Regions from separate parts of the Mus musculus genome. Here regions 2, 3 and 4 are each linked to region 1. The links are chromatin loops, found by intact Hi-C in ENCODE. Cell type or tissue: left cerebral cortex. All regions are shown on one strand. Links, peaks and the distances in the headings refer to the core of each region. The heading gives the core; the rest is flanking DNA. Region 1 has its middle 240 kb from the start of Shox2. Region 2 overlaps Shox2 (short stature homeobox 2). Region 3 has its middle 17 kb from the start of Shox2. Region 4 holds the start of Shox2 (short stature homeobox 2).

Region 1 (7,831 bases), core at 2,743-5,242:
CTTATTATAGTCTGGGGTTTCTTTAATGATTCTATTTCTTTGTTAAAGTCTCCTTTCATGTCTTGAATTGCTTTCATTATTTAATTCTATTGTTTATATTTTCACAGACATCATTAATTTATTCATATCCTTAAACATATCCGTGGTTGCTGTTTTGAAGACCTTACCCTGTGCTATATTACATTCCTCAGGGCCCACTGTAGTAGGTTTACTAGGTTCTGGAAGAGGGGGCAGATTGTGTTGACTGTTAACATTTGTTCTGGTGTCCAAGCATCTGGAGTCATGATGATGAAGGTGATTCTAGATGTTGATATGTAGTCTTGTCATCCTTAGAATTACATTCCTTGGTCTCTGTTGTCCTCTCTGGATGTTTTGAAATCGAGGCGACTGCATGTTCCTTAGTTCAGGGTGCTTCTGTAGGTTGGTAGGTAGCAGAGAAAAATAGAGATAGGTTAGGAGCAAAGACCCTGGAGGCTTTGGGAAAGACTTAAGGGGATTCTGTCTACACCTAGAGGCAGGATCTCCAGGGAGCTGGGGGTGTGGTGGGAGGAGGGGCTCCTGAAAACAGACAGTAGTAAAACAACAAATAATCTGGACAGACAGAGAAGACAGGCAAGGAGGACCCTGGGTCTGTACCAAGAGGTGGAGTCTCCAGCAAATAGAGATGAGGTAGGACGGACATCTGCAAGCAGGTTGCTTGAAGGCTGACGGTGAGACAGAAGAGACCATAATGGAGGACCAGGGGGAGACTGAAAGTTAATTACACGAGTCCATGTCTGCTGTGGCCACTGGGAGTTTCAGGTAGAGGGTGTTTCTAGATATCTGGGGCTTACCCACAGGAATCGGGGTGGGCTAGAAGTGCTGAGAGGTTCCACAGGAAGGAGGAAAGCTGCATCCGCACCAAGGTTCCGTAGCATCTCCAGGGAATGATGGAATTGTGGGAGGAGGGGCCCCTACATGTGGGCTGCTACAGGGCTGCAAGCCAGACAGCAAAATCATAATAGATGGCAGGAAGGATAGTGAAAATGTGCCTTTCACATTTTACATTTTTCAATTACTGTTGTTGAGAATGAACACTCTATACATGAATAAGAGATCTGGGGGGAAGCATGTGATTAAGTAATTCGAAGGAGTGTATTTTTGAAGAGTTTTCAATGCACCTTGGCAGAATTTGGAACAACATGGAGCTGAGTGAGACAACCAAGGCTGGGCATCTTTGGCTCTAATCCTCTTGTGGACTGTCTCCAGCCGGTTCTCTTTATTCATTTTAACCAGCTCTGACATATGTCCATCCATACTGGAATCACACAGCAAGTGTTAATTGATTGATAGGTTGGAAGGGATTATTAAATTTGGGATCCCTGACTAGAAAGCATAGGCTTCTAGATGATTCTATGCAGGCCCCGGGCCTCATCCAGGACTTGGATTTGCCACAGGACTGCTTCCCCATGCCCGGCTCCCTCATGTCATCATTTGCTGAAATGCACATGACAGTTGATTTCTGCAAGCAGCCTTTGTGAGATTCTTGATTCCACCAGGATGATCGCTGTTTCAACAGATGCCAAAATTTCAATTTCCGTTTCTTTCTCAAATTAAAAGGGTCTGGGAAGCCCTCATTTACCCTGTTTGCTCTTGGCTGATTCCTTCCCCTTTGCCAGCTTCCGCACCTCTGCTGATGCCCATAGTGGGTAATTAGTAGAACAGGCTCGCCATTGATGCTGTATATACACATTGAGGTGTCTTATGTCTCTTTTGTGATTGTCAGTGTGTGCATCTGAATATGTGCCTTGAGGCTAGGATTCTCAGTGTTCTGTGTTGCATGACAGGTAGTCTTGCAGAGAGGAAGACTATTGATGGAGACCTTGGAATGCACTTCCTGCTTATCTTGGCTCTCTGATTTTCAGTTCTTCCTTTTATTCTTCCTCCTCCTCCTTCTCTTCCTCCTCCTCTTTGTCATTATGACCCTTGTCTGTTTTGAAAGCAAGAGGTAAGACTTCATGCAGAACAGCAACAGCAAGGCCTGCAGAAGCAAAGCAGGTAGGTAACATCAACAAGTGAGACAGGCTGGCTAGAACATGGTTGTTGTTGTTGTTGTTGTTGTTGTTGTTGTTGTTGTTTTGATGCTGAGATCCAACCCAGGACCTTTCACAAATTAGACAAACTCTTTACCTCTAAGCCATACCTTCAATCCCAAGATGACTATTTCCTCAGAAAAATCTATTATTTATTTGAGCAATGCCTCACATTTGGAACCAATATTGGTATTAGGAGTTATTGCATTTTTTGTGAACATGGGATAGGGGTCAAATTTGAGAGGAGATGGAATGGAGGAGTGGGAGGTTAATATGATCAAAATCCATTGAACATGTGTATGAAATTTTGGAAGAATAAGTAAGATATTATGTTAAAATAAAAAATGTATAGTACAATGATAGGAAATGGCAACTGATCCTGTACCTGGCTGTTGGGGTTATAAAAGGGGATGGTGGGGACTGTAGCAAACTCATGACTAATGATATCCACTACATTGTCTCGGGGTTGGTGGTTTCAAGTCCTCAGGAAGGCTCAGGAAAGCTGGGTATGAGGCTCTTAAAGTTAAATCTTGTGTTTTTAAATGTTGGAAACTAATAGAAGCAGACCTGAAAAGCAGAAGGTGGGCCTGTCTGCACCCCGTTTAGACTGAGAGCTGAAGGTTTGCATTTCTGGCACGCAGCTGGTCCAGGTGCCTCATTACTCAGTCATTCTCAGACTGACTCAAGGTGCGGCTGTGGCGAGTGCAGAAGGGAGGCCCTTGCCAACTTTCCTGAACTCATTTTTTTTTTAAAGGAAATTCTCATTTTATTAGGGGAAGCCTTAAGTGATTGAAGCCCCTTCCAATATAGCCAGGTATGAAAATGATGATGTATACAAAAGGTTGACATCACAAACAAAACCCAAGCACTCTGTGTTTCCCTGTCGTAGCCTGTGGACCGTGAAACCTCAGGGTGGTAGAGGAACTTTGGACCATGTGTAATGGATGGCCCAGGCCAGTGGAGGATGCACGAAAACAAGCGTAGACCAACAATGAAGAAATCAAGGGAGCTTCGCGGGAGGCTAGCTGAGGAACAAAGGGACCTTTCTTTGATGTGTCCACACCGAGGCGAGGCGATAGGAACAAGGCTGTTCCACTAACACTCTGCCTTGAGGACCGAACATTTGTTTTCAATTCTACCAGTGACATCGCATGCTTTCATTACCGCATTGTCTAAGATATCGCCGAGGCCCTAACCGTTGTAATTTATCTTTTGTACTATATAATTTGGAGCCGCTCAGGCCAGAAGAAAACATCTGTACCGAGAGGCTGAGCTCGACACAGTTTACACTTGTACACCCAGCCTGCTCGGAGGTCAGTCTCCTCATAAACTTCGTTATCACTGTTGGCTTTATTCATTCTATTTGACACATTAAGCTTCCGTATCTTGGCATAAAGGACACAATATTGCAGCATATTGGCAAGCTCATTTGCTTCTCCCAGCTAGTGTTGTGTCCAAATATCAATCCCCAGGGATAAACACGTGTGTATCGACGGCAGGAAAATGAAGCGGAGCAGCAGGTGGCCTTTTGCCGCCTAATGAACATGGCAATCTGTTACTATCACTGCGGTGCCTTCCGCCAGACAATTAGGCAACTAAGCATGTAATTATTCAGGCCAATGAGAAGAGGCTCTCCTCTAATTTCATCTTTTCATTGCTGTTTACAAACCCACACTCCCCTCATTAGCGAGAGATTTTCCAGTCTATGCTAATTGGTTTCAATAACATTCATTTCAGTTGAAAGAGAGTGATTCTGTTAATTGAGAATCGAAAGGATCTTTTCATTTTAAGTGCGTCCTGCTATGGAAATCTGAACACTCTCAACAGGTCCGAGCTAATGAAATTAAGTCGGCGCAGCCATTAGTGGCGTAATAGAAATAAAGTAATTTATTTTCATTGAAGCATGTGCTATCGTCCAGAACAATTAATACAGCTGAGGTGTATGGCAACTTGGAAAATAATAGATCGAGGACAAACGGGGTGCTTTTCCTCCGAATGGCTTGTTTAATTTCTGGTGTAAAAGCCTTCCTCATTTGGTGCTGCAACATTCAGTGTGTCAGACAGGAAGAACGCTCATTTATAAAATGACACTCGACTCCACTAATTGTGCAGGAAGAGCAAGGTTTCCTACAGCAGTCACCTCAGAGTGTACCTGAGCCGTTATACCACTTGGCCCTGTTGGAGTTTAGGTTGACCATGTTTGTAAAACTTTTATAGCAAACCACTGGCCACCCTATGAGTGTCACAGTCTTAAAAAAAATAGTGTAGTGTTACTGTGTGACTTAGAACCACACTGAGTCCTCTGTCACAGCTTGTACCATCTCAAGGATTTGGAACCCATCACAGGTGCTATGGTGTGCAGGCGCTGTGGTACAAGTTCGGGACAAGGGCAGAAGCAGAACTTTAAAAATGTGCTATTAATAACTGTACTTATCTAAAAATCCCTCCCAATAAGTGAAATGATGTAAGAAAAGAAATCTCAGGTATAAATAAAACGAAAATATTTTGTGTCACGAGTCACAATTTCTTATCGACAGGCTCAGAAGACTCATGTATTTCCTTGCCAGGGAGAATTTATTTATTTTTTTTAAAGCAATTCTCTTCCAGTTTTAGTGTGTGAACAGTTGCACACCCTATTTTCACACATACAAAAATGTACCCACCTCGAGACACTCTCAGCCAGATTCTCATGTCTTATTTAGTTGTTATTTTTTTAATGGAATAATCAATATAGAACCATTTGGGTTGCTGTCAGACTAGCTGCCTGTGTGTAAAATTTCTTTCTCATACACAAGAAGCAGAATTTTGCTGTGGCCACTAGACCACAGAGCAGGTTTGCCTCTTTCTAGCTAGTATGGATGTCAGTTGGTGGGTTGATGGGTGGGTGGGATAGGTGGGGGTGGTGATTTATGCAAATGTTATATCTATTTTTTTAAGTTAGATTCAAAAATGCATAATGGGGACAGACTTACAAAATAATACACTGCATGGCGTTATGAATATTTCAAAGAATTATTTCTTTATTTTGTGCATAGCTCCGAGTGCTGACATTTGATTTATAGCTGCATGGATGTACCTGGGGTTGCTAAGGTTACCCAATTTCATTCACCCATAGATATTTGAGATCTACATAATGCCATCAGATCCTCCACCGCATTTCAAAGTGATGTTGATAAATGGTGCCTTCCTTAGATGATATTTCCATTTAGATGTGATATATCTCATGATTTCTGTCTTTTAAAATATTGTGGTTGATGAAATTTTACATTATGTGCATATACAGAAAGCAGGGACACATATTTTTCCAGTTTTAAAGGTTCAAAAAAAAACTGTGAGCGGCTTTCCCCTCCTCCTCCCCAGCCCGCACCTATTCCCATATGTTCAGGCTTACTGTGACTAATATTGAGTTCTTTAAAAAAAAAAATAAAAGGAAAAAAAAAGCCCCTACGTTATTGTTTGTCTTATGTTTAGAGATATAACAAAAGACTGGCCAGTCACCTCCAATCGTTTTTATGATGTCTCGTATCTTTGCAACAAAAGCCTGAGCTTTTCTAAAAATGAAAACATCTTTTGAGGTTGGATGACAAACCTACAGAAGTTATCTTTGCCAACAGATCTTCATAGAAGTAACACTTAGAAAGTTTTATACACACAGGGTATGTGTGTGTGCACATGCAATTTATATTTTCTGATTGCTTACACGCGATCACTGACCTTACAGCTCATAATGGATCCCAGTCCACGAAAGAGCCTGGTGCAGGCTTTCCCAACTTCAAAGGAATAAGGGATTAGATGTATGGAAGAGGACAGTTAAAAACTCAAAATAACCATAAATTTTTGTGAGGAGAATAGATCTGGCTCCATGGGGTAATAAACTTGCTGGTGGGAAAAGAGGAACACATATGAAAAGCCACAAGCCCCACCTTATGAAGGACTAATCTGTGGATTATATGGTTTTGTTTCTCCTTAACCAGCTGGATTGAGTTCTGTAAAATTAGTTTTTTATTTCCTCTCGTCTGAGTGAGAAAAACAGGTATGCAGCAGACTGCCATGATGAAACGCAGGAAGGATTTATAGGGGCCGTGGCGAAGGCCTTTGGACCAGGCTCTTTGGAAGGAAACAGACAGACTGGCTAGGAGTAAAAGATGGGGCGAGAAAGAGGGTGGAGCACATGGCTTGGTTGAGGAGGGGCCTCTGGACGGGGGAGGGACTTATGTAGAATGACAGGATGGGGCAAAGGTGAGCAGTGAGGTTCTGTTGTGATTATTTTTAGGTGACAATGTGGCGGCTTGCAGATCTGTGCTTTGTTAAGATGCAAGATATTTTTTAAAAAAAGTTAAGATTTGCTGCCAATATTTAAACACTGAAAGTTCCTGTATTTGGACCTTATTTAAATCAGGTCTGAGTTGCTGGCACTAACTTCCCAGACCAAGTGCCTGCATAGACAGAAAGCTGAAATATCCTCACAGGCCCGCACACGTCTCTTAAACTCTACCAGTTCTGGTCCTTCACCCAAAGCCTTTATAGACCTACCTGGATCCCTGGTAGGTGGGTGTGTTTCTGCTTGACACCTACAACTCTTGATTTTACATTGTTCCTAGGCCTGGGGGACGGTAGATATTATGTTTTGAATGAATACATGACAGTGGATATATTTTTGCACACATTTGTTTGTGCTACATGGGAAATTGTGAGATCTTTTAGTATAAGGATGGTCTAATTTGTTTTTTCTTTTTCTTTTTGGTTCCTAGTGCCTCCAGGACAGCAAACACTGGCAAGACACCAGTTAAACATTGTATACTTGCTATGAGCCAGAGCATTTTATCCTCTTAAGAAAAAAATATATGAGTGAGATGTACAAGAAAATGACTCCTGTTTCTCCTTCCAGTTCCCCCTCCTACCTTTGGGCTCATCTCTAGAAGCCATGGTACTCCTGATCTCTCTGTCCATGTGACTTAATTTTGCCCTGCCCTGCTCCTGTGTCTGCCCTTCTGAGGACTGTTTCCTCTTCTCTTCACCTCCCACAAACCCATCTGCACACTGGTACTGCCCTTTTCTTGGCCATCGTTTGGCTAGGATTTTAGGTAAAGAAATTAGCTTTCATCACAAACCCACTTTAGTGTTCAATTCAATATCCCTTGATAAAAATCACTTACCAAACAAACAAACAAACAAACCCGAAAAAACAACAAAAACAAAAACAAAAGTCTCTCAGGCTCTGGCACCAAAGATCTTGTGCTGGTGTTCTTACCCTATAGTGCGACCTTGCATGAGGTCTCAATCTCTCTGGCCTTAGTGTCCTCATTTGTGAAATGAAACCAAGCACAGCACTTACACATTAGCATTGCTGTGAGGACTGAATGAGCAAATTCACCAACAGAGCTCACTGTGAATGATGGACAAACACTAGCCAATTAGTAAGTTATAGCTTTCTAAATAGTTTTGAATCTCTGGGCATAAAAATGTATCCTCTCGTGAGGCAGGCAATTGGGATGGAGTGAATGAGAATGAAGGATAACTATGTATTTATCATATTGTGTTCAAAGCATTGTCTGGGCATTACTGATGATGTATCACATATCACAGTCTTCTGAAGTCTCTCTAATAATGTTTTACATACAAATCCAATCTTTAGTATGCAATTCAGAAACTCAAAAAATACTCCGAGTGTATAATAATTTTCTTCATAATCTTTGGCCTCAAAATTTGACCCAAATCAGGAGGATAGATGAGCCATGAGTGGGCAAAAGACTCTTGTG
Region 2 (7,155 bases), core at 293-2,792, 230 kb before region 1:
TTTTTTTTTTTTTTTGTTCGTGTGTGTGTGTGTGTGTGTGTGTGTGTGTGGTGGTGCGTGCTCCGACGCACGTGTGGTCCTTCCGTGGTGCCCTCTTCAGTGTCCCCTGAACTGAAGGATCGCAAAGACGATGCGAAAGGGATGGAGGACGAAGGCCAGACCAAAATCAAGCAGAGGCGAAGTCGGACCAATTTTACCCTGGAACAACTCAACGAGCTGGAGAGGCTTTTCGATGAGACCCACTATCCAGACGCTTTCATGCGCGAGGAATTGAGCCAGCGACTGGGGCTCTCTGAGGCCCGAGTACAGGTACCCCCATTGCGAGGAGGTGGAGGCTGGGTCCTGAAAGTCAGAGTGCTATACCTAATGTTTGCGGGGAAGCTGCAGGTGTCTGGTGTGAGATGAAAAAAAAAGGGGGGGGACATCTTTTCTAAAGATCTTATTTTCTAAAATGGGTTTTGATCCCGTAGCCCCTTTCACTCCTAAGCCAACATATGTTCGCTGAAAAAGAAAGCTGTGCTGGGCTTGCTCCCAGAGTTTCTATTAACCACACCCCCCTAGCCCCTCGCTGTCTTTAATGTGGTTTAATCCTAATGGGCCTACTTTTATAAGCCTTAAAAAAAATGCCATAGAAAACGTTTTATCTCTGAAGCCTTAAAAGTTACAACGAGTATTTTGCTCTCTGGAGTTGGGTTTCGTTGAGGGTCTAGGTTTGCCAAACGGATATACCAATTAGGTTTATGGATGTACAGACTATAAAGAAAATTAGCATCTGTTAAGTGCAAAAATTTACAGTGTACTGCTAGCGGATCGGTCTCTAACTGAGCGAGAAACAGAGGGCATAGAATATGTTTGCCCACCCTTTGTTCCTCCACTTAACCAACGCAAAGAACCTGAACCCATGAAAACTCCATTTTAAAACAACATACACATCGTATTATTGATGTTTGCAAAGCCTGGCCTTCAGAATATCACTTGGGGTCAGAACTGCAGCTTTTTTCATTATTGGTGGGGTTGAGGATAATCTAAAGGAGGAATTATAAACACACATACATATCCTTCCAGCTTTATAGGGAACAAATTTAAACGTTTCAGATTGTATTTCCGCTCAAATAATAAAATTGGGAGAAAATGATGGTCATTATTTGTTTGAACACATGGAGCAGTTTTAGGCTAGAACATCTGCAGCTGTTACAAAGTATCGCTGTAACAGATACTCCCTGGGTCTCTGGGCGGAGAGACCACCATCTGTAAGGAACTATGCACAATTCTTATGGGGCTTCCCCGCATCTTGTAATAGGATCAGGGGGAAAAAACAGAGCAGTAAAGTGGACAGAGAAAAAATAATAATAGGCCGCCTTGGTCATCACGACGTCAATCCTAGAGCCTTCCCTTTTTAAGCCTGTTCTGCTTTGCAGCCTGTGCTGAGCTCTCTAGAGACTCCGCAACCCCTTAAAACCGTGATAATTATTGCAGCCGTGAGTAATAGTATCTCCATTCCAACTCTTCTAGGGGGGAAAAAAGAGTCAAGAAGCCTCAGGCCATGTGAGTCACACAAAGGATGCCACCCTGGCATGAAATCCACCCTTCTATTATACTCAATATCAGGAGGATTTTTGAAGATTTACATTGACTGTGGCACTTGATTTCAAAAACTTACCAGAAAAAGGCTCTGAAGTAATATTTTCCTTTCATGGTTTTTTTAAACATTAATTTGTGAATCAATCAATATGCTGTATTGTGGAAACTGTATTATTGGAGCCTTATTTGAATTTAAAAAAAATCTGTCACACTGATTTGAAAAGTTGGCAAGTTATTTAAGAAGATCATATCCAGGGTTTACTTGATGCATCTCCTTTTTGTGGCACACTCTTTTTTTAAAAATGAAGTTTATTACTGCTCTTTTTTTTCCCCTCCTTATACTTTCATTTAAGTTATAGGAGCTATTTCCTGGAATCTTTCCTACTGTCCCAAGCAGTGGCTTTTTCTATAGGAGCAAATTAGATTATCATGATAATGGCACAATTATTCTGTCACTGTGTTACACTCTGCTGCACAGAGGGACAGAGAAAGTCTAAACTTCTTTGTAGTGAGGCTTTTATGACACTAATTACCACCCCCATGTCCCTTCCCCCACCAAAATAAGAGTCATTATTTGCTTTACTGTTTGCTTTTCTTCAAGATGAAGCTAATTAATATTACAGGCTATTACTGAGTCTATTCTTCTTGGGTCTTAACTGGGTAAACATTTAAACCCATTATCACATTGGTGTCAGGTACCAGGGAGTGTTTTGGACCCCTGGGACTCTGTAATGTGGAAAGATGAAACCGGAACTAGTAGTAATTTATCAAGGAACAATTTACCTTAAAACGAGTCTAGGAAATCTTTCTATTTTGTTTTTATTTTATTTTGTATTTCTTGATTTACATTTTTATTTTGAAAAGTGAAGCTAGTTTGTACAATTTAACATTTGTTTTTTATTTCCCAAGACTTTCCCAAACACTGCCCCCCCCCATTGTACTACTATAATTTAAGATGTTTTGAAATATCACAGTTTATGGTTTTTTTTTCCTCAACTTTTAGGTTTGGTTTCAAAATCGAAGAGCTAAGTGTAGAAAACAGGAAAATCAACTTCACAAAGGTATATCTCATAATTCATTTTATCATTAAGTAGAAGTGGGTTTGGGGTATAGCTATAACTAAGACAAAGAACATCCTAAGGATGACAATGGGACATGATTTAAGAAAAATTTCTGGGCAGTTAATGAAAGTTCTACTACTTAGAAGCAAACTTCAACTTATTTTAACTATCACAATAACTTAGAAAAATGACAGTCCAGAAATGACTTGCTACCACTTGGCACCTTGGAAATTATTTTAGAAATGTTTACCTCACATCTCATGTTTCATCTCCCTTTTTTGTTTTTGTTTTTGTTTTTTTTTTTTTGTTTGCTTTTATAGGTGTCCTTATAGGAGCCGCTAGCCAGTTTGAAGCTTGTAGAGTTGCACCCTATGTCAACGTAGGTGCTTTAAGGATGCCATTTCAGCAGGCAAGTACAACCTAGCTACAAGCTTTTTTTTTTTTTTTAAGTGTAAAAAGGTCTGGATGTTTGTTTAGACTGCTGAACAGACCCTGTTTCTTTGCTTCAATTGAAGAACCAATTTCAAGACTATATAGAGCACCCACTCCCCTTTAAAAAACCTATACAGTGTCAAGGCCTTGAATATTTAGTCCTTTCTGTCTTCATAGGAGCCTGAGGGGAGCAACCTGTCCTTTAAAAACTGCATTTACGATGGCACCTGGGGAGAGGGAGAAACAGCGTTTGATTGGGATCAAATCCAATACAGAGGCTGGTCCAAGGGTGTTATAAAAGCAATCCTCTAAATAGTCATTCTAGATAGTTTTTTTTTAATCCCTTAGTCACATTAAGTGACTCTGGCAGAAGAAAAATAAATGCAACTATTCTCAATTCAGACTTATTTTTAAAAAGCTATCCTAAAAAATAAACAACAACAACAAAAAAGTTTCATCTCTAATAAAGAGGGAAGACTTGGTCTTCCCAGGGCTGGCTGTCCTATCTCAGAAATCCATTTCTGAGGGGGAAAAAAAAAGTCTTTAGAATAACGTTTTAAAAGGAAAGCCTGCAGCAATGATGTAATCCTAGGGAATCCCAGTGTTCTGAAGTCCCCACTCTCTAAGCTAGAGGGCAAAATCCTTTCCTTTGCTAGCAACTGTCTGACCGTACCCATCTTCAGCAGACATCCTTACTCACCAAGACTGTAATGTCATAGATGAGCTCTCAGTCACCAGTACTCCGGAGTGGGGAGACTTCAGGTGATTCTTATCTATTGAGTATTAGAGTTAGAGCCCAGGACTCCCTCACTACAGGACTCTTGGATCTTGTTGGAAAGGAACTTGAAAGGAGGATAGTTGTAGAAAGAAAGAGAGCCAGAACTTACTAGGAAACTGGCCCTACCTAAGAAGGTAGAGATCTTCAGGCCAGCAAAATCAGCCTCACCTAGAAGGTGGTTAGAAACCTAGTCTGAGTCCCAACACACTAGACCTACTGACTCAGAATCTGTATTTAAACATGATCCCTACAGCAGGAAAAGTTAAGACCTGCAGATTCAATAGCTCCCCTAAACGACAAGAAAAAGTTATATATTTTTGTTTTAGTAGTGTGTCCAGGGGTATGTGACAAAGACAGGAGAGGATGGCAGTCCTTAACCCCAACCTCTCCAAGATGATGAGGTGGGTGATCCATGGGGCTACATCAAGATCACGTATTCACCCACGCAGTCCCCGAAGGGACCACCTCATTCTTGCAGTCAGGGACTAGAAACCCAAGGAAACATGCTCGTCATGATCTGAGGGTAGAGATGGGACACTAGAGTACCAATGTGGTGTTCCAGATTTAGCAAAAAGCCTATAACGTCCTTCTCCAAACAGATACTTTGCCAAATGTTGCTTCCCTGTCGCGCACCCCAATTCTCCCCATAGCCAAGCTGGACGCCTTTAATGTTCTGTTTCTATTCTGTTGTCACCCTAGGATAGTCATTGCAACGTGACGCCCTTGTCCTTTCAGGTTCAGGCGCAGCTGCAGCTGGACAGCGCCGTGGCGCACGCGCACCACCACCTGCATCCGCACCTGGCCGCGCACGCGCCTTACATGATGTTCCCGGCACCGCCCTTCGGACTGCCGCTGGCCACGCTGGCCGCGGACTCGGCCTCGGCCGCCTCGGTGGTGGCCGCTGCCGCCGCCGCCAAGACCACCAGCAAGAACTCCAGCATCGCGGATCTCAGACTGAAAGCTAAAAAGCACGCGGCCGCCCTGGGTCTGTGACGCCGGCGCCAGCGCCACGGTCGGTGGAGCCTCCTAAGCGGCGCGATCCTGCACGCCCTCCGCGACCGGCTTCTCCCGCACCCGCTTCTGACCGTCGCCCAGGCCTGTCCCTTCCCCGCTGACTGCCGCCTTTTCTTTCTGCACCCTGGATCCCCAGGGCGGGACTCTGCGCTGGACCCGGGATCCCACGAGGGCCACCAGCCCAGGGGCTCCTGCCCACCCGCCCTTGGGACTAAAATTCGGCTTTGTAGGAGCGGGTTTGGGGAAGTCTGGATAGAGACTGGACAAAGGAGTGTGGCCACAGTGAGAAGTGGATAGCGCCACAGCTGCGGCGATGGACTCGTTCATAGGAATAAAATCTTGCTAACAGCAAATGAGCAAAAACAAAAAAGAATAGAGAACAAACTAGAAAGAAAACGAGAAAGGGAGCTTGTTTCATATTGCTATTTGGCTGGAATTAGAGAGAGAACGACGAAGCAAAAACAATTCTTAAAATTATTTTGTACATAAAAATACGGAAAAATAACCTGGATGAATCTTGAGAGAAAGGGGGAGGGAGGGATTTACCAACTAAAATGTATGTTTTTTTTTTAATGGTCCAAGAAAACAAAACAGAAGGAAGAGGTATACTTATTTAAAGAATTAAGATGGAAAAAAAGCGCAGCTGGGAAGTTCACAGGTTTTGAAGCTGACCTTTTTCTGCGAAGTTCACTTTAATAGGAGACATTTGATAAGAGAGGCGGGCCTCCTTTTACGTTGAATCTGATGCTTTGAGTTTTAAAACACCATGTATGGAAGAGCAAGAAGAGGGAAGACAGTGTGAAAACGAGGAGGGAAAAAAGGACGTTCATACAAAAAAGAAAGAAAAGAAAAGAAAAAGCGATACCACAGACAGTGATTCCTCTGAGAAATTTACATTATGGCAGAACTGTCCAGACTGCTGACAGTCAATTCTGGTTTGCATGTTACTAGTATTCCATTGATGGTGTCCCCTCCCCTCCCACTCTCACGTGCACTCACTACACTTTCATTCTCAGTATGAAAAGCGTCTGGAAATTGATGTGAATCCATATATAATTTGTCCGGCCTTTGATCCCAAGGGGCAAAGGGAAAAAAAAAGTGTCATAAGGGAGTAAAATACACTCTGAGTCTTCCAAGAACACGGAGGCTGTTAGGAAATATGGGCAAAGAAAAGAGAAGAGCAAATGAAGTCACGAAGGTACACTGCAGGGCATCGTGATAGGCGCTTTATCTGTTCTCTACCTTTTCGTGAATTCCCTCTTGCTAGTTTAAGTCCTATTTGAGGACAATGCTTTATTCCCACCCCACCCCTCCTCTCTATCCTGTCAAATTCACCTTAAACGATACCCAGCTAGGTACAGACACTAGGTTTGTGTATAATATGTTGATAAACACGAACAAAGTTTATTTTGGCTATAATGTGTGAACTAATGGTTGACTTTCAACATTTGCATTTTATCTCACAAAAGTGTATCTATTCAAGTAATCTTTGTTTTTGTTTCAATTCATGTAGCTATTTAAACAGGGATACCTTGGGCTAAGCAACCTGTAGCCCCAATTCTCTAGCAAGCCTCTTTAGAACCCCCTTTAATTTACATGAAAGAGGAAAAGCTCTTCTTACTGAACTTTGGTATGCGTTTGAGCTTTGTAACTATTTGTTCTCCATGAAAACAAAATTATTTATATTTGCCATATTTTTTCTAGTGTATTAAGTTATTTTAAACGAAAGAAGATGCTGTTATGACGTGTTGTCAGTACAAAATGTTTCAGCTCCACTTCTGTTAAACCTTTTAAATAAGTGCCAAGTTATTAACCTAAGACAATTGAATGAAAATAGTATTGTTTCATTTGATGGGGTGCGCGTCATCTTTGTTCTTGTTACTATTAAAATATCCGGGATACTCTTTCCTTTTTCCTTTTTGGTGATATATTCATATATTCTCTCTCTCTCTCATATTCTCTCTCTCATATTTTCTCTCTCATATTCTCCCCCCCCCCGCCCCCAGCGCTACACTGCTCTTAAGTGAAAGTAGCCAAGGAATACTGAAAAGGTGGCCCTGTGGATTCCTAGCACTGAGGGCATCTCCTTCCACCTCACATTTAAATACCTACTATGGAGCCCAGATTATGCTAACCAACAAAAAGGAACAGATTAGGAAAACAACAAAGACTAAAATCCCCTGCCCAAGACTTTTCTCCTTCACTTTGCTACGCTTTCATCCTTAAAGTTTGTTTGGATCATTTTGGGAGAAAGAAAATAGTGGTCACGCAACTGCCTCTGGGCTTGTT
Region 3 (7,831 bases), core at 2,279-4,778, 220 kb before region 1:
AACCCTATGATTTTAGGTCAGTTTTTCTTTCTGTTCCTTAGTTTCCTTAGCAGGGAATGGGAATACAAACAGCATCTGTCTCATGAAGTAGCCAAGAGGATTAACCAGGTTAATTATAAAGTCCTTAGATCAGAGCCATACAATATGTACACTAAGCACTTAAGAAGAATTGTTTTTATAAAGAAATGAATAAACAGTGACCATTACACTGAAAACTTTAGAAGAAAATAAAGTCATGCAAGACAAGCAGACAAGACTTTCCTTTTGTGACCAAAGGAAGACTTTTATGTGCTAGTTTGTGATTTTAGGTAATTGCTTAGCCTCCATAAGCCTTCTCTGGAACATGTGACATCATGTCACAATGTAAGTAGGAGACAACGTATGTACAAGAGCAATTTATAAAGTTTACATATATATATGTATATATATACACACACACATACACATATATGACAGATAGGAGATCAGGTGTGGCACTTGCCCTCATGGGGCTTACTGTCTGGGAAGACAGCTTATTGATACATAAGGTACTGCCAGGAAGAGGGTGTTAAATGCACTTGCTTACAGGTATTCCGACATTTTCTGTACATCTGAAGGGCCACACAGCACATGTGGGGTTCATTGCCCCACTTCTGCAAACTGAACTTTCCTTAGGAATGAGTAGCCTTATAAAGGAATGGTGGAGGGACACCCAGAGGTTAAGAAGCACACTTTGTTAGAAGTAAATGTATACCATATGTTGCTGTGGTTTGTGTTCCATGGGACCATCTGCGTTTTCCTTGGCTGCCCAGATTTGTAGAGCATTAGCAGCTAAATGCCCAAAAGATGCAAAGCCTGCCGAATAAGGATATTTAAAAGAAGTTTGAAAACGTATAACACTAAGCAAGGAGCATTTACTTACTACTGTAAAGATTTGTTGAGTCCTTACTGTAGACTAAATTAAAAAGGACCCCTTTTTAATTCCAACATTTAATTATATTATTGACATCACTCCTTGTTTTATATAGTTCTATGTAGTGCTCAAAGAACTATTTCATACATCTTTTTTGGTGAGTCAGTATGTTATCAGCTAATCTTTAGAGGCAAGGATTTAGATGTGAAATGTTAAATAATTTTTCTTCCTAGAACCTATGTCCTGTTCATATTCTCTAACACACATCTTTCAGATTGTTGCAGGGTTTAATATGGTGAAATGTATCGCTTGCTTAGTACACAGTGGGTTTCAACAATTTCCCATCTCTACGATACTTATGTTATTTACCCTTCTGTATTATTACATACAAAGACTTTAAATTATCCTGTTTATAGTTAAAGATACATTAGGAAATTGGGGGGACATAGTAATGCATATCTATTTTATTTCCTTACTATGAATATTGATTATGTGCATGATGTCATCTGCTCTGGAGTTTGGAATAAAGCTTACTTCAAATCTTGTCAAACTTCTTTAAAAAAAAAAAGGAGTAGTTCTGATTTTAGATCTTCCCCTTTGTGATGCATGAAGCTGGTTCTTTCTTTGTACATAGGAGCTTGAGGATTTCTTTATGCGGAGTTTCTCCAGAGCCTCTGACCTTCAGTCTTCTATACTCTGGAATGTCAGCACACAAATCAAGTCCTGGCATTAACTCTGTAGTCACTTCGATATTAGATTGATTGTCCTTCTGCTACATATTTATTGAATACATTTTGTATGCTTCAGTGGAAACGAAGAAGAAAATAAACTGCCCTTAAAACTGATTTTTAAAAGGTCTATCAATCTATCCAAATGTTCAGAACTCGTGCAGCATTGTTTTGCATTATGTTTGCTGGCATTACTGGTTTAAAATATAATTATCTGTCTCATGTACAATAGGTTTACTGAAATTCTCACTTGTCAGCAGTTGCATTTCTTTTAAGGCTTATGTAATGTCTATTATAATTGGTCTTACGCAGTAGTCACTTTTCAGAGGGAAGAAGTGAGGTGGAAAGTTTTGGAGAGAAGGAAGCCGGTCCCCCATGACTGTAAGAAAGAATGAATAAGAACAGCTGGTGAAGACATCCACTTCCTAATTCCTGTCTACATCTATGTGGAGCTACCTAGCAAGGGGAAAGTTAAGGTTGCAGTGGAAGGAAATTTGTGAATAAATTGACCTTAAAATAGGGCTAGCAAGGGCACTCAGAAGCAGAAGGAGGAAGTCCAAGGAGCAGAGATGCAGGAATTGTAAGTGTGGGAGAATACTAAGGAGTGCAGGTGGGAAGATGGGAAGCCATTTCTTCAGCGATCTAGGACTGCATCCGTTCTCCTTACTCCTGATTTTAGTACAACGAGATCTGTGCCAGGCTCCTAAACCACAGGATTGTAATGCAACTGATTTGGATTGGTTGTTGATTTGTTTGTTTGTTATGCTTTGTTTTGATACAGGTCATTACAGCATAGGCCTGGCTAGCCTGGAACTCTCTACGTGGAATATGTTAGCCTCAACCTCACAAAGATCTGTTTGCCTCTGCCTCCTGAGTGCTGGGATTAAAGGCATAGGCTACCATGACTGGGCCAATTTAAATTGTTTTAAGACACAAAATATATAGCGATGTCTTATAACACATAATCAAAAAATAATATAGAGCAAGGCATGGTGGCTCACACCTGTCATTCTAGCACTATGTAGATGGGGCAGAAGCATTACTGTAAGTTCCAGGCCATCCTTAGTTACATATCAAGTTCCAGGCCAGCCTCAGCTACCATGTGAGAACCTGACTTAAAAACATAACCACTCCTTTGAAAAAGAAATATAAGGAGATTTTGAATTAAGTATGTATGTATATCAATATATGTATACACACACACACATATATATGTGTGTGTGTGTATATATATATATATATATATATATATATATATATGCCTACTTTTTTAAAAAAATGTGTAAATTGTGTCTGTTCAATAGTGAGAGTCCTCCAAAAGTTGGACCTGGGATGCCTTGCCACACCCTAAAGTATTCTCTCAGGCATACAACCCTCCATGTACCATATAGAGGCATTTTTATAAAGCCTTCATTACTGTAAAATGAAGTCAGTAGTGAAAATATGCAAAGTAATGTTTATTCCTTTATAAAAAGAGTCAGCCACGAGAGCCTTTGTTCTGTCTCATTCTCGTTCTGCTTATTATTTACTTCTGCTATTAGCATTAACGAAAGGAAGGAATGTTTGCTTCAAGCTCAAAGTTCTTTGCTAACCCACAGAAAGGGCCAGAGCAATTGAGCTTGTCTGTCAAGCTGGTCAAGGTGGAGAGTAATGTGGTCTGGGGTTCCCAGAGCCCATTGGACCTTTGACCTTTTCTGTTGAGACTATTGATCTGGGTTAATCGTCAGCACCAGTTGTGCTGGTGGTGAGTTGTGTGCCCATGTGTGACTCCTCATTGAGAACAAATGAGGCTCTGACCAACTCAGAGGGTGATTGGTCCCCCCCTTTTTTTTTTGTAGTTTTCCAAGAGCAGGGTGGGAAATTAGAATAAATAACCCCTGACAGGCAGAGTGGAAATTCATTTCTAGAATGTTTGCAGTTGTCTCTATGATAAAGCAGGGGAACTGTGCCCAGCTCCGATTTCCTCCTCCTATGTCATGAACTCTGTTTACCAGGGCTACCGTGCTCTCTAGTCCAGTAGGCATGGCAGGACAGTACGTAGAACTTTGAGGTTAGTGATACAGTCAGTGAGGAGAGTGTGCTTTCTCTTCTTCCGTTCCACAGTTTCTTGCCACCTCCCTCCCACCCCCATTCTTCTCATCCCACCAAACCAGGTGCCCAGTGAGAAAAACAGTAGTTCAGTGGGCGCAAGGGCTACACTTTTCAACAGCTTGAAATGAGAGCTAATAAAAAAGGAGAAAAGTCAACCAAACACCATCCCACATGGTTCGCCCTTGCCAGGTCTTCCGTGCTTAGGAGAACAGTGAGGTATTTTTCCTTGCCTGGCCACTTTATGACTAGTTCTCATGCTTTCATCTTGAGAAGCTTCCCACGTCACACACCACACAGACAACCCTCTGTCCTTTCTTTTGAGGTACTCATTCCAGGAGTCTGACTGTGCACAACCACACAGGTATCACTGCCTTAAGGGCCTTTTCACCTTTCTGCTCCAATCTGCCAGACTCCCCTTTCCTGACCTCCCCTGAAAGTCTGGCATCCTTGGGAGTCTAAGTAAACAGAAGGTCTGGTTGACCTGAGGTGGGGATGGGGAGGCAGGGCAAGTTGCAAATGCAGAAAGAGTTGAGAGAAGGAGTCAATCAAGAAGGATACATTTTAGAGACTCCTGTATGTCCAGTTGTACAGCATCTAAATATCCCCAGATGCAAGCGTACTTTAATAGGGAACAATCCATGGAATGATCTGGGCAGCATTTACTTGATTCACAGAAGACATGTGTGTGTGTGTGTGTGTGTGTGTGTGTGTAAAATCATATATTAAACTTTCCTTTAAATCTAAGGAGAGAGGCTAGGAACTACATCTCAGTGGTATAATGCATGCTTTGTGTGTCCAAAGCCTTTAGTTCAATGTTCACCAAAGATAATTAAAAAGCTAAATGAAACAATAAAAATATATACCTAAATCCGAGGAGGGAGACATAATTATATGAATGGAATTCCAAGTTCTTGGCGAGCATCTGAACAAGTGCTACACGGCAGGTTCTAGAAGCTAACTAAGATAGTGAAAGGAAGATGGGGCATCGAGAATGTCTATTGGAAAAACTGGTGTGATTGGCTTTAGAAGGTGAGCAGTAGCTACTGTTGGAGTCTTCTTCTGGGAGCACATGTTCAGGAAATGGACTAAGAGTTAACTCTCACTTTAAAGAGACTCAGCACTACTCAGCCATACTTGCTTTTTTAAGACTACTCAGAAATACTTAGTTTTTCAGTATTATTCAGCAGTGCTTGTTTTTTTGTTTGTTTGTTTTTTGTTTTTTTCCCCGCTGTTGTTGTTTTTTACCTCCTACATTATATCTGAGCATTTCTTTATTTAAAGTGATTTATTTATTTTTATTTTATGGGCGTTGGGTTTTGCCTATATGTGTGTCTTTGTGAGTTTGTCAGATCCCCTGGAATTTGAGTTAAAGACAGCTGCTAGTTGCTATGTAGACACTGGGAATTGGACCTGGGTTCTCTGGAAGAACAGCCAGTGCTCTTAACCTCTGAGTCACCTCTCTGGCTTAGCTGAGTATTTTTAATCATGTATATGTATGTATGTATGTATGTATGTATGTAAATAAATAAATAAATAAATAAATATCATACTTGTCTTCATTGTGTTGAATTTTTCTTCTTTTGTTTATTTGTAATTTTGTTTTCTTAGTTTGTTTTACAAGACAGGGGCTGACTATGTAGCCCTGGCTCTCCTGGAACTCACTGTGTAGACCAGGTTGTCTTTGAGGTTATAGAAATCTATATGCCTTTTTCTCCCAATCCTGCAATCATATCCAGCTAAAATATTTACTTATTTTTATTTTATGTGTATGAGTGTTTTGCCTGCATGTATGAATATATACCACATGCATGCTTGTGGATGTCAAATGAGGGCATTGAATCCCCTGACCTGAGAGTTGTAAAGTCTTCTTGGGTGCTGGGAATTGAACCCAGGTCTTCTGCAAGAGCATTTAGTGCTCTTAACCACTGAATGCTTTCTCTGCTCCTACTTTTCCTCTCATAGCTTGCTAAATATTTTACTGACATCTTTGAATCATATCCAAATCCCAGCGTTTTCTGCTCCTGTTTCTCTCTGACTCTCCTGTGCTCTTACAGATACCCTTCTTTTACCATCCTAGGTTTACTTTCTATTCTTATACATCACAAGTTTGTTCTATTGCTTGTAACAGAATCTTCCTATCTAGCCCAGGGAGCCATCGAACTCACCAAGTAGACCAGGATGACCTCAACTGTTTAGCAATCTTTCTGCTTCAGTGTTCCTAAATGCTGGGATTACAGTCATGCACCACAAATTCTGGCTCACAATTTTTGCAACTCCCTGTAATTCCTTGGACTGCTTTGATACATCCCAGTGGGTCCAGATGTCCATTTAGGTCCCTACTCTCACACTGGTGAGCACTTGAATTGTTTAAGATTTAGTACTCACTGCTGTGAGGTGTAGTGTAACTCAAAAAGTCAGCAGAGAGAAGAGAAAAAGAGATGAGGAGTGGGGCCCTGGGCTGATACATCACGAAGAGCTTGAGGAGAGCAGACAGCATCTAGAGAGGACCAGATAAGGCATGGAGAAACTGAAAGAACAGACTTTACTGGAAGTCAATTGAAAAAACCAATGTATCAAGGGAGAAGCAATAAGGCTCCAAAACTGACCACAGAGACCTTACCACTGTAAGGTCCATTAGTGGAGTGGTGGAGGCTGACACTTGATCAGAGGGCACTATAATAACCATGTAGATACTTCCCATGGTCCAGTTTCTCCTTTCACAAACCTATTATTTCTCTCCTGACTCCTAGTTATATTCTTCCAGTCACAGATGTGCACTCTCCCATTTCACAGCCTCCGAAGTGCTTAGAGAATTAAATTCAAGCTCTTTGGTGCTCATAATTGAACTTTGTGGTGCTCTTCTTGACTCTGCACTCCTACACCCCGGTTTCATTAGCTAACGCTGACCAGCACCTCATCCCTCCTTTAGGGAGCTAATGTCGGATCCCAAGTACTAGACAGTTACAACATTTTGTTTCTGCTAGAACATCATTTCTTGGGTTTCCTCTGGATGTTTTAGCTCAAGTTTCAGCACTGGATTTTCTTTCTATGCATTCTTAAGCTGAGCCAGCGAGATCCCCTGTGTGCTGTTGTAGAATTCTCAGCATATATATCTACAAGAGCATCATTATACTATCCTATAACTAGTCACATGCTTGAGTGGGCATGCCTTGAGAGCAAGGATCATTGCTTAGTTTCTATGGTATCCTAAGAGTCCCACGGTAGGGACACGCACACAGTACAATTTTTGTATGGAAACCTTATATTTATGTTACGCTGTATTTCCTAAGTTGATAAAAATATATCAACTTTTTTTTGAGAATGAGTTTAGGTTTAGAGCTAGCCAAAGGCTATTTGGCATTGTCTAATGAAGAAGCTAGGAAACATAATTTTTATTACAAATAAAATATAGGGAAAAATTAAGTAGAACAGTTTATGATAAGACACATTTCTTATATGGCTCACAGAGAATACTAAAGTTTACTGGCACTGATTTGCTTAAGGCAATTTTAAAGATGAACTCCCCAAAGATCCTGAACAGTAACTGTTGCTGGACAGTTGGGTTTTTTTCAAGGTGGCTTCAAGATGACAGAGTTTACTTGCACTGTGAGTTTTGGCATCTCTAGTAAAATGACTGTTATTCTATAGTCACAGTCTTATTTTCTGGAGTGAATTTTTATCTGTGGGACAAAAAAAATCCCCATTACTTCCTGCCTACTGGAGTCTTCTCTTTGAAAAGCTATTGGTCCTCATTCTGTAGGCACACTCTCCCTGTGCAGTTGTATTCGAAAATTCTATTTAAAACGTTTATTTAAAAAGCTACTGATAAAACCATTAACCAAAACCAGAGCCAGCCCGAGTTCAGTGGCAGCTCTCTACCCCAAATGAATAGATGGCCACTCGTTATGATCTTCTGTTTACTGATTTTTCAAGCAGTTTTCTTTTCCATCTGTGTTTCACTGATCAGATCCAAGCCAATTTGGATTAATCTTTCAAGAGACTTTTCATGAAACCGTGCATCAAATGCTTCACCAAGTCAAAACACAGAACATCTGCTCTCCTTTCTCTGATAGCTCAACCGCTCTCTCAAGTCAACTACTTTATCAGCTGTGGAATGTGT
Region 4 (7,831 bases), core at 4,487-6,986, 240 kb before region 1:
CATATTGCTTTGTTTGGTCATTTTTGTAAACCATACCGATCTTTTGCTTGTATATTATGGTTTGTGTGTGTGTACACATTTCTCATGCTTTCTTAGTTTCCTTTTTCTTTATTTGTTAGTTTGGGAGATGAGGGAAAACCATCATCAGAATATATTGTATACAGCCGGGCGTGGTGGCACACGCCTTTGATCCCAGCACTCGGGAGGCAGAGGCAGGAGGATTTCTGAGTTCGAGGCCAGCCTGGTCTACAGAGTGAGTCCAGGACAGCCAGGGCTATACAGAGAAACCCTGTCTGGAAAAACAAAGAACAAAAAACAGAATGTATCGTATACAAATAACATTATTTTCAATTAGAAAAAAAACTACTGTTGCAACAACGTTCTGTAGATTATTTAGTGTCTCTTTTTAAACTAACAAATCACAGGACTTCCTTCCCATATTCTGGGAGTGAAACCAGAAGAAAGTTATCTGTAAATGCACTACAACAACCCTATGACAACCAATTCACATCACAACTCTCCACGCTGAATATGTAGAGACTGGGTCATCGAGGCCAATTAACAGACAAGTGCCAGCTGCCTTTGTCTTTTTCAGCTTCAGACATTTTTAGCCTTCTTATTGAACATACAGTCATAAAGTGCTACCACTTAGCAAGAAATCTCCTTTGTCTGCAAAGAAAGTGAATATTCATAAACTCTAAGACTGGAGAAGCTCTCAAAGGAGAGCTGCTTTCCCCACATGGTTGTACCTGTCACATCTGCTCCACTCCTTAAAACCTGAAAACTCTACGTAGCTACTTCACTGGGAGCTTTTACATCTAAGTTCAAAGATGACAACTCGAATACCTTCATATGCCAGCACATGATGTGTGAATTTATTTAACAACCTAGTACTTAGTAGGGACAAAACTGGGCTGCTGGCAAATCTAGAGCTTTCCCCCCCCCCTCAATAAACATTTTAAATACAACTCAGAAATTACATTAATAATAACCTAAAATCGAGGGCAGACAACATCCATTGTAACTCCTGAGAAAGGTGAATGAGTTCAGGAGTTAACTATCTGGTCACATGACCAAAAGTCTAGAAGGTAAATTCACAGACTGTTTAAAGTGATGTGTGTATATGTCAAGACAGGAAGGGTCTGTCTAACCATGTATTCTCTCTCCAGCCAACAAGCATCCGATAGACAGGAGAAGGGGTGGGGATTCCGTGCACACTTAGCCACAGCCTCCCCCTCGCTCCGACTACCTGGAGGAGGTGAGAGTGAACCTGGCTAAAAAGGAAGGACAACTGGGAATCCGAGGAACGGCGATCGAGGACCCGCGGGACCCGCGGACTGGGGGCTACCTCTCCACATCAACTCCACACTGTAGGCCAAGCCTGGGGCCTGCGGCCGCTCGCCACCCGCGACCACTCCGGCGACCCCCTCGCCCAGAGCCAGCAGGCTGGGACCCTGCAAGGTGCGGGGCGCATGCGCACGGCTACAAACCGCACGCCGCGGGCCCAGGCCCAACCCTCGGCGAGCTCCTGGCCACAGACTGCGCCAGGCCCCACGCCGCCTCCCGCAGAGCTGGGCCTCGCTACGCCTCCTTCGCGGGCGCCGCCCCCAAGCTCTGGACGCCGGCATCACCTGGCTCGACCTTCGGGTTCGCACCTCCCGACGTGGGGACCTGGAACCCCCTCTTCTAACCACGGCGCCACCGGCGTCCTCAGAACTTGCTTCAATTTAAGCTCAGCGCCTTCCTGGTTCCAGCACCAGGCAGCTTCAGCCGAGCTGTCGAGTGCGTCGATGCAGGCTGCTGGACCATTAGGAATGCCGAGCGAGTGGATTGTCATGCCGCCAATTTTTTGTTTAATGTTTGTTTTGCGTGTTTGCATAATTGGATTTTCTTATTCTCCAAAAGCAATAAAGGTGGTACTATGGGATGTTACTGCCTTAGTATTCGCCGTTATCGTCACAGATAATCAGCAAACATCTACATCGTAAGAAGTTATGTTTAAGACATCCGCGTAGAGCAAAATTGGTTAGTTCCTGTTGAGCGAGGTGGAAATTCGCCCAACAATAATAAATCATGGGAGTGTGTCTGCATAGAGTCGTGTGTGATTAAACTGTAATGATTTATTTGCAAAAAAATACATTAAAATCGGTGGGTTTTTTTTTTTTTTCCTGCCATGAAGGTGAAGGCATTCACGGATTGGAAGCAATTAGTTTCTCCTATTAAAGAAACTGTTAGATAGGAGGAAGAAATCTGCCCGATAGGAGAAGGTTCCTCTAGAAGAGAAAGTAAATGGGTAGATTTATAAGAAAGAAAGAAAGAAAGAAAGAAAGAAAGAAAGAAGCTTCTATTACCGAAATTAAAGAAACGTGGCATTTTCTGTAATATACAATATTTTCCTTGTATGACTTTTCTTTCATGATTTAGTATAAGGAAACAAAAATGAGGAGATATATAAAATATTAACTTGGATTCAGGCCTACTGTTAGCTAGATACTAAGGTTCAGATTTCCACAGAGATTTGAGATGGAACTCACTTCCAGTATAGGTTTATTCCTGGAAAGTAACTGGACCTTAACTAGCCAGTTTTGAGGGACTCTTTTAAAACAAAACCACAACACTACATGTTTGTTTTAAATAATTCAAAAACTGGGGGAACTCTTGGGGGGGGGGGGTCCTGATTATTTTTGTATCTGTCCATAGGCTGTCTCCTGAGTTTTAAAGTCAATGTTCCTTTCAAAACTTTGACAAAGTAAAATAAAATAAAATAAAATAAAATAAAGGCTTTGAAATGTCTTTTCTCAGGAAAATATTTGCTGTTTGGTGAAACATCATACTTCATAGCTTTTATTAATACAATTTCCAAACTTTTAATTTCTTAAAACTGAAACTTCCTAAAAGAGGGACTATTGGGGATGGCGAGGAAGGGAATGGGGGGGGGGATATAAGAGGCTAACAGAAGAGGTGTATGTTTCCATATGTGAAAAGTTCATAAAGAAAACCATACAATTATATGCTAATAAAAATTTTAAATTAAACTTCCTTTACACAAATGGGAGTCAGACACTGGAGATTTATCATTGCTTCATCTACCACCCCTATAGTTAGAATGAGTCAAGAAGATGAAATAATAGAGAAATCTATTGGTTCAAATTACAGGATAGTCATGCCTGATCTTTCTCTGGTTACCTTTAAAGTGGTCATCCTTCTAGTACAGAAGATGGCATAAGCGTTTGTATTTAAGTCCTGTGGTTAAAAGGATGAAGAAGCGTCTGGGGGTCTCCTGATCTCTTACCAGGCTTCTAGCAGGGGCTATTTGGGAGGTGTTTACGAATATGTATTTCGTCATAGAGGTTGAAAGCTACTGAAACACCATGTCAACTTAGTGGATCCCATTACTAAATGATCTTTTTTAAACAGTTTCACAAAAGAGTAAAATTCTGTGATTATTCTCCGGAATTACAGTGTTACAGATAGCAGACCGATGCTCAATGTGACATTGCTCCTAAATTCATAGAAGTTAGGAAGCAGTAAGGTTTTGAGTCTTGTGAAATAATAAAAGCAAGAGTTCATGTACTTCAATAATACCTAAATGTTTAATGCAATCGCTGTTAACCATGTAAAGGTATGCCTTTGTCCTAAAAGCAGGGTGGGAAATGTTTCTAGAAGGAAGGATAATGTCAAAGAAAAAGTAAAGCAACATTTCTAATAAGCTTTATTTTCATGTCCTTTAAATGTGCAATGTAGTTAGTATTACAAGAAGTTATGGAACGTCTTAAATTACACTTAAATTCTCGACTGAGAATACATTATGTACCACAATTCTGTGTTCTCTTTACCAATGTTTTAGGTTGTTTGGGTAGAACTTCTGAAATTATTGGCTAAGTGTGTTTTGTTGTTCTAATCAATAAGTAGAAGATATACATATTAATGGCCTGTAACTGCTTTCATTTTTACTGAGTACTGGATCCAAGAGAACGAAAACATTATCTTTTAACATCAAACAAAACTCATTAATATTCAGTATACTGAAAATGCCCCCCCAAACTGCCACTTAAAGAGGTATATTTGTTTACATATTCAAGTAAATGTAACATTTCATATGTAAACATTCTTTTGTGTGAGCAAATAAGTATTTGCATAGCTACAAATCACACAGCAAGCCGTGGCTTAGAGGAGACAGTCATGTCCCCCCCCCCCATATAATTAAGAGTTTTTATAAAATAATTGTCAAATATACAGTTTTTAAGTTATAAATCAGAAAGAGAGTTGTTTTCCCCCCTCCAAAGAGTGAGTCTTTTTTTCACAGTCCACGGTAAACAAAAATTAGTCGAGCGACAAGCAACATCGGTAATTTTTTCCGCAGAACTCAAAAAGTAGTCATCTTTTGTTTTTCAGAATTAGGAAATCGAACTAGAATGCCCCCCAAGATGCTAAATAATTAAGGGCAGGGTGCAGGGAGTTGTTAGGAAAAGGAGTAAGAACCCTTAGACCTCATAGAGAAAATCGAAATGGAACTGCGCCTGACCGGGCTGTAAGAAAATACCTTAAGACCGAATCTGGCAGAGAACAGCTGCTCAGGAAACAAGTTAAATCGACCAACCCCTTCTAGCGGGATGTGTCTTTATGGGAGTCAGCTTTGACTCCAAAGTAGTAGAGTGAATTACAGGGACCAGTACTCAGTGAGGCTGGCTGCGCGTTCGGAAGATCCTAAAAGGAGGTGAAGCCTTCCGAGGTGCTGCAATGAAGCCCCATTCGCAGCAGGCGCGTGAAGACCGGATGCACCGCTGTGCAGCTGCAGCGGCTTGGAGCAAGAAAGGGTGCAGGAACGGAATACTGGAATGGTTGCTAGGCCTATTAACCATAGAGAGCCCGATACTGGGCCAGAGACCAGGGGTCATCATTGTAGGGTCGAGCAGTTGGGATGCCCACCCAGAGCGAGGCTGTAGGGTCGGGTACTCTCTGAGGATACCCACTGACTCTGATTGCAATGCACTTGTCAGTTTCCTCTTGGCCCCGCCTCCGAGAAGTCTATCCAGTTCCCCAGTGTTTTACTAAGTCGTGACACCAACGCAAAATCCACGCTTAATTAAATTAATTAGGGATTCTTGTCAATCCTGGATTAATGGCCAAGAGCACCAGCGGCCGAGGCTATCAGAAAACCCGACCGCTGAGGACCTGCCTCCTCTCCCCGCCCCCTCTGGTCCCCTGCTTGCCCTCCCTCTCCAGCCCGGTGGACTCCAGCCTGGATCCTCCATCCTCAATATTCATATTCATATTCTCTCTCTCTCTCTCTCTCTCTCTCTCTCTCTCTCTCTCTCTCTCTCTCTCTCTCTCTCTCTCTCTCGTCCCCACTCCCTCTCCTCCCCACCCCAGGTAGTGGCGCTCCTGCTACCCGCGAAGGGGTTCACTAGGAGTTGCGAGGGGAGGTAATTTACTCAGAACAAGAGGCCCGCCTTTAGGAAGTATAAATAGTGAGACTTCAAGAGCTGCGTCGCTATCAGATCTGAACTCTCCGCAGGAAGAATTGTCAAAGATCTTAACATTGAACACGCGCACTCCGGCAGGGAAGCATCAGTTCCCATTTCCCTCTGGCGGCCCCCGCCCCTTCCCTCCTCCCCCCTCTCCCCCTTTACCCCCTCCTTCCTCCTCCTCCTCCTCGTCCTCCTCCTCCTCTTACTTCTTTTTCTCCTTCTACTTCTCCTCTTCTTTCTTCTCCTCTTTTTCTTCTTCCTCCTCCTCCCTCTCCTCCCCCATCCCCCTGCCCCATTGATGTGTTATTATTGGGGGGGCTGGAGCAGTAAAAAAAGAAGGAGGAAAAAAAGAGCGGGGCTCGGCAGGGAGAGCTTGAGCGCGAGGTTGACCGGCGGCGGCAGCGGCCGCGATGGAAGAACTTACGGCGTTCGTCTCCAAGTCTTTTGACCAGAAAGTGAAGGAGAAGAAGGAGGCCATCACGTACCGGGAGGTGCTAGAGAGCGGGCCGCTGCGCGGGGCCAAAGAGCCCGGTTGCGTCGAGCCGGGCCGCGACGACCGCAGCAGCCCGGCAGTCCGGGCGGCCGGCGGAGGCGGCGGCGCGGGAGGAGGCGGAGGCGGAGGCGGAGGAGGCGGAGGAGGTGCTGGAGGAGGAGGAGCAGGCGGAGGAGCTGGAGGAGGGCGCTCTCCCGTCCGGGAGCTGGACATGGGAGCCGCGGAGCGGAGCAGGGAGCCCGGCAGCCCGCGGCTGACGGAGGGTAACGGCCTGCCCCCGGCCGCGGTTCCCCTTACTGCCTTCCCTTATCCTCGGGGCGGGAGAGGACCCGGGACCCGAGCGGGAGGAGGGCGGCATCGCAGAGGGCCCTGGACCCCAGCTTTGGGAGATACCGGGATAGTGGAGGGGTAGGAGGCCAGACTGCTCCGTCGTGGGTGGGGTCCTCGCGTGGGGGAGGGCGTGGGGTTTCGCGCACCCTTCTCTGTCGCTCCGGTTGCACCGAAATATGTTTTTCGCGAGCGGGAGGATGGGGCCGCGCTGCGGGACGGCGAAGTTTGTGTGGCCCGCGGCGAGAAGGGGTGCGGCAGGGGCTCACTAGGAGGCCGGTTGTAACTAGCCCGTAGTCCCGAGTTTGCCAGAACCCCTTTCCTAAGCCTAAAGGAGAGAAGGGGAGGGGAGAGAAAGAGGAGAGCCACACGACATTGCCCTTCTTTAGATTTGCCATCAAAACCACTGTAACTCTGCAAAGCCCCCAAATCTCCGGATCTTGGGGACCAAACTTCACATTCTTACTGAACAGTTAAGGTAGGAGCCAGCCAAAGGTCCAGGCCAAGGTGATTCCCTCTCGGTGGAGGAATTGAGGAGTAGAGGGTGGGGGACGACGACGAGGACACTACATACACAATTTCTTTACTGGCTAGAATCGTGCAGTACTTTAGGAGAGAGAGAGAAAGAGATGGAGAGAGAGAGAGAGAGAGAGAGAGAGAGAGAGAGAGAGAGAGAGAGAGAGAGACTTTTGGAGAGAGCAGTGTTAGAAAAAGGCTTTATCTAACCGGTGAAGCGTCCATCAACTCAAAGTTAAAAATTAATTTGGCACTCGGTACTGCAGTAACTGGTGTGCTGCCATATTTTTCCAATTAAGAAAATATGTGGCATGCGTAGAATCACAAATTTAAGCAAGCAATTAACTTGTTTATAACACGGTCTGTTCCTGTTTAGGCCATTAAGTGGAAAGTTGGGGGCGAAAGAGACATTATATTAAGTCTATTAATCAACTTGAAATTTGGATTTGTTTTCCTTTGAAGCCCCTAAACTTTGAGGGGAATCCACTCTGGGGGTGACAACAGACAAAGCCAGTCCACCTTCCCATCTGAAGAATATATGTTCCTGTTTAAATTTTACTAAGATGTTAGTGAGATTGTCCTAGTAATGTTTTCTATTAAATTGACCCCTAATGTTTGCTGTGACCTTATCTACTTCCTTCCCGGAGGAAGAACAAACGTCCACAAAATGAACTCTGAGAAGCAGAAATACAGGCAATAAATAAGGTTACTGTATAGAATGCCAAGCTGGGGCAAGATGGGGCGCTTTGCCTTCACCGAGATCCCGGCCGGCCGTGTTCCCCTAAATTTAGAACGTGATAGGGTAAAATGATAAAGGGGCCCCCAGAGTAACCCTTCAAGGTTCATAGCTCTGAGACTCGGGTTACATAGCCCTGGCAAGCCTGGGTGAGCCAGTTGCTGGGGTTGTTGATTTCCAAGCTCTGGGCAAGTGTTAATTTCTTTGTAGCTTGGCTCTTTCGACTTAATTTTTTCCCCTCTGTGTTGATCCGGTTCCTGGGTTGGGAGGAATCAAAAACAGCCTCTA

The links. A loop is a pair of places that touch in the nucleus more often than their neighbours do. Peaks named below come from ENCODE experiments on the same cell type or tissue, not always from the same donor. Only the 100,000 strongest peaks of a DNase experiment are listed, where the experiment ranks them.
Region 2: a loop joins it to region 1, with 6 times the contacts of the local background. A loop is called at or near these places in 5 of 42 quality-filtered maps.
Region 3: a loop joins it to region 1, with 2.5 times the contacts of the local background. A loop is called at or near these places in 4 of 42 quality-filtered maps.
Region 4: it touches region 1 in a loop (3-fold over the local background); 4 of 42 quality-filtered maps call a loop at or near these places.

What each region holds. Positions count from the first base shown.
Region 1 is chr3:66,742,676-66,750,506 of GRCm38, reverse strand. No RefSeq gene overlaps it. Among named protein-coding and RNA genes, the nearest start is that of Shox2, 240 kb to the left of the region's middle. In left cerebral cortex, for the core only: no CTCF peak of the experiment used is centred there; DNase peaks (open chromatin) are centred at 3,498 and 4,121.
Region 2 is chr3:66,971,340-66,978,494 of GRCm38, reverse strand. It overlaps Shox2 (short stature homeobox 2), which reads left to right. Exons shown (of 5, transcript NM_001302357.1): 2 at 101-309; 3 at 2,585-2,642; 4 at 2,963-3,051; 5 at 4,588-6,772. The coding sequence ends at 4,845. Among named protein-coding and RNA genes, the nearest start is that of Shox2, 6.9 kb to the left of the region's middle. In left cerebral cortex, for the core only: no CTCF peak of the experiment used is centred there; DNase peaks (open chromatin) are centred at 940 and 1,503.
Region 3 is chr3:66,960,561-66,968,391 of GRCm38, reverse strand. No RefSeq gene overlaps it. Among named protein-coding and RNA genes, the nearest start is that of Shox2, 17 kb to the left of the region's middle. In left cerebral cortex, for the core only: no CTCF peak of the experiment used is centred there; no DNase peak of the experiment used is centred there.
Region 4 is chr3:66,979,607-66,987,437 of GRCm38, reverse strand. Shox2 (short stature homeobox 2) reads left to right here and starts at 5,667. Exons shown (of 5, transcript NM_001302357.1): 1 at 5,667-6,227. The coding sequence starts at 5,882. It overlaps Rsrc1 (arginine/serine-rich coiled-coil 1), which reads right to left and starts at 1,776. Exons shown (of 10, transcript NM_025822.4): 1 at 1,632-1,776. In left cerebral cortex, for the core only: no CTCF peak of the experiment used is centred there; DNase peaks (open chromatin) are centred at 4,645, 5,213 and 5,884; H3K4me3 peaks cover 223 bases.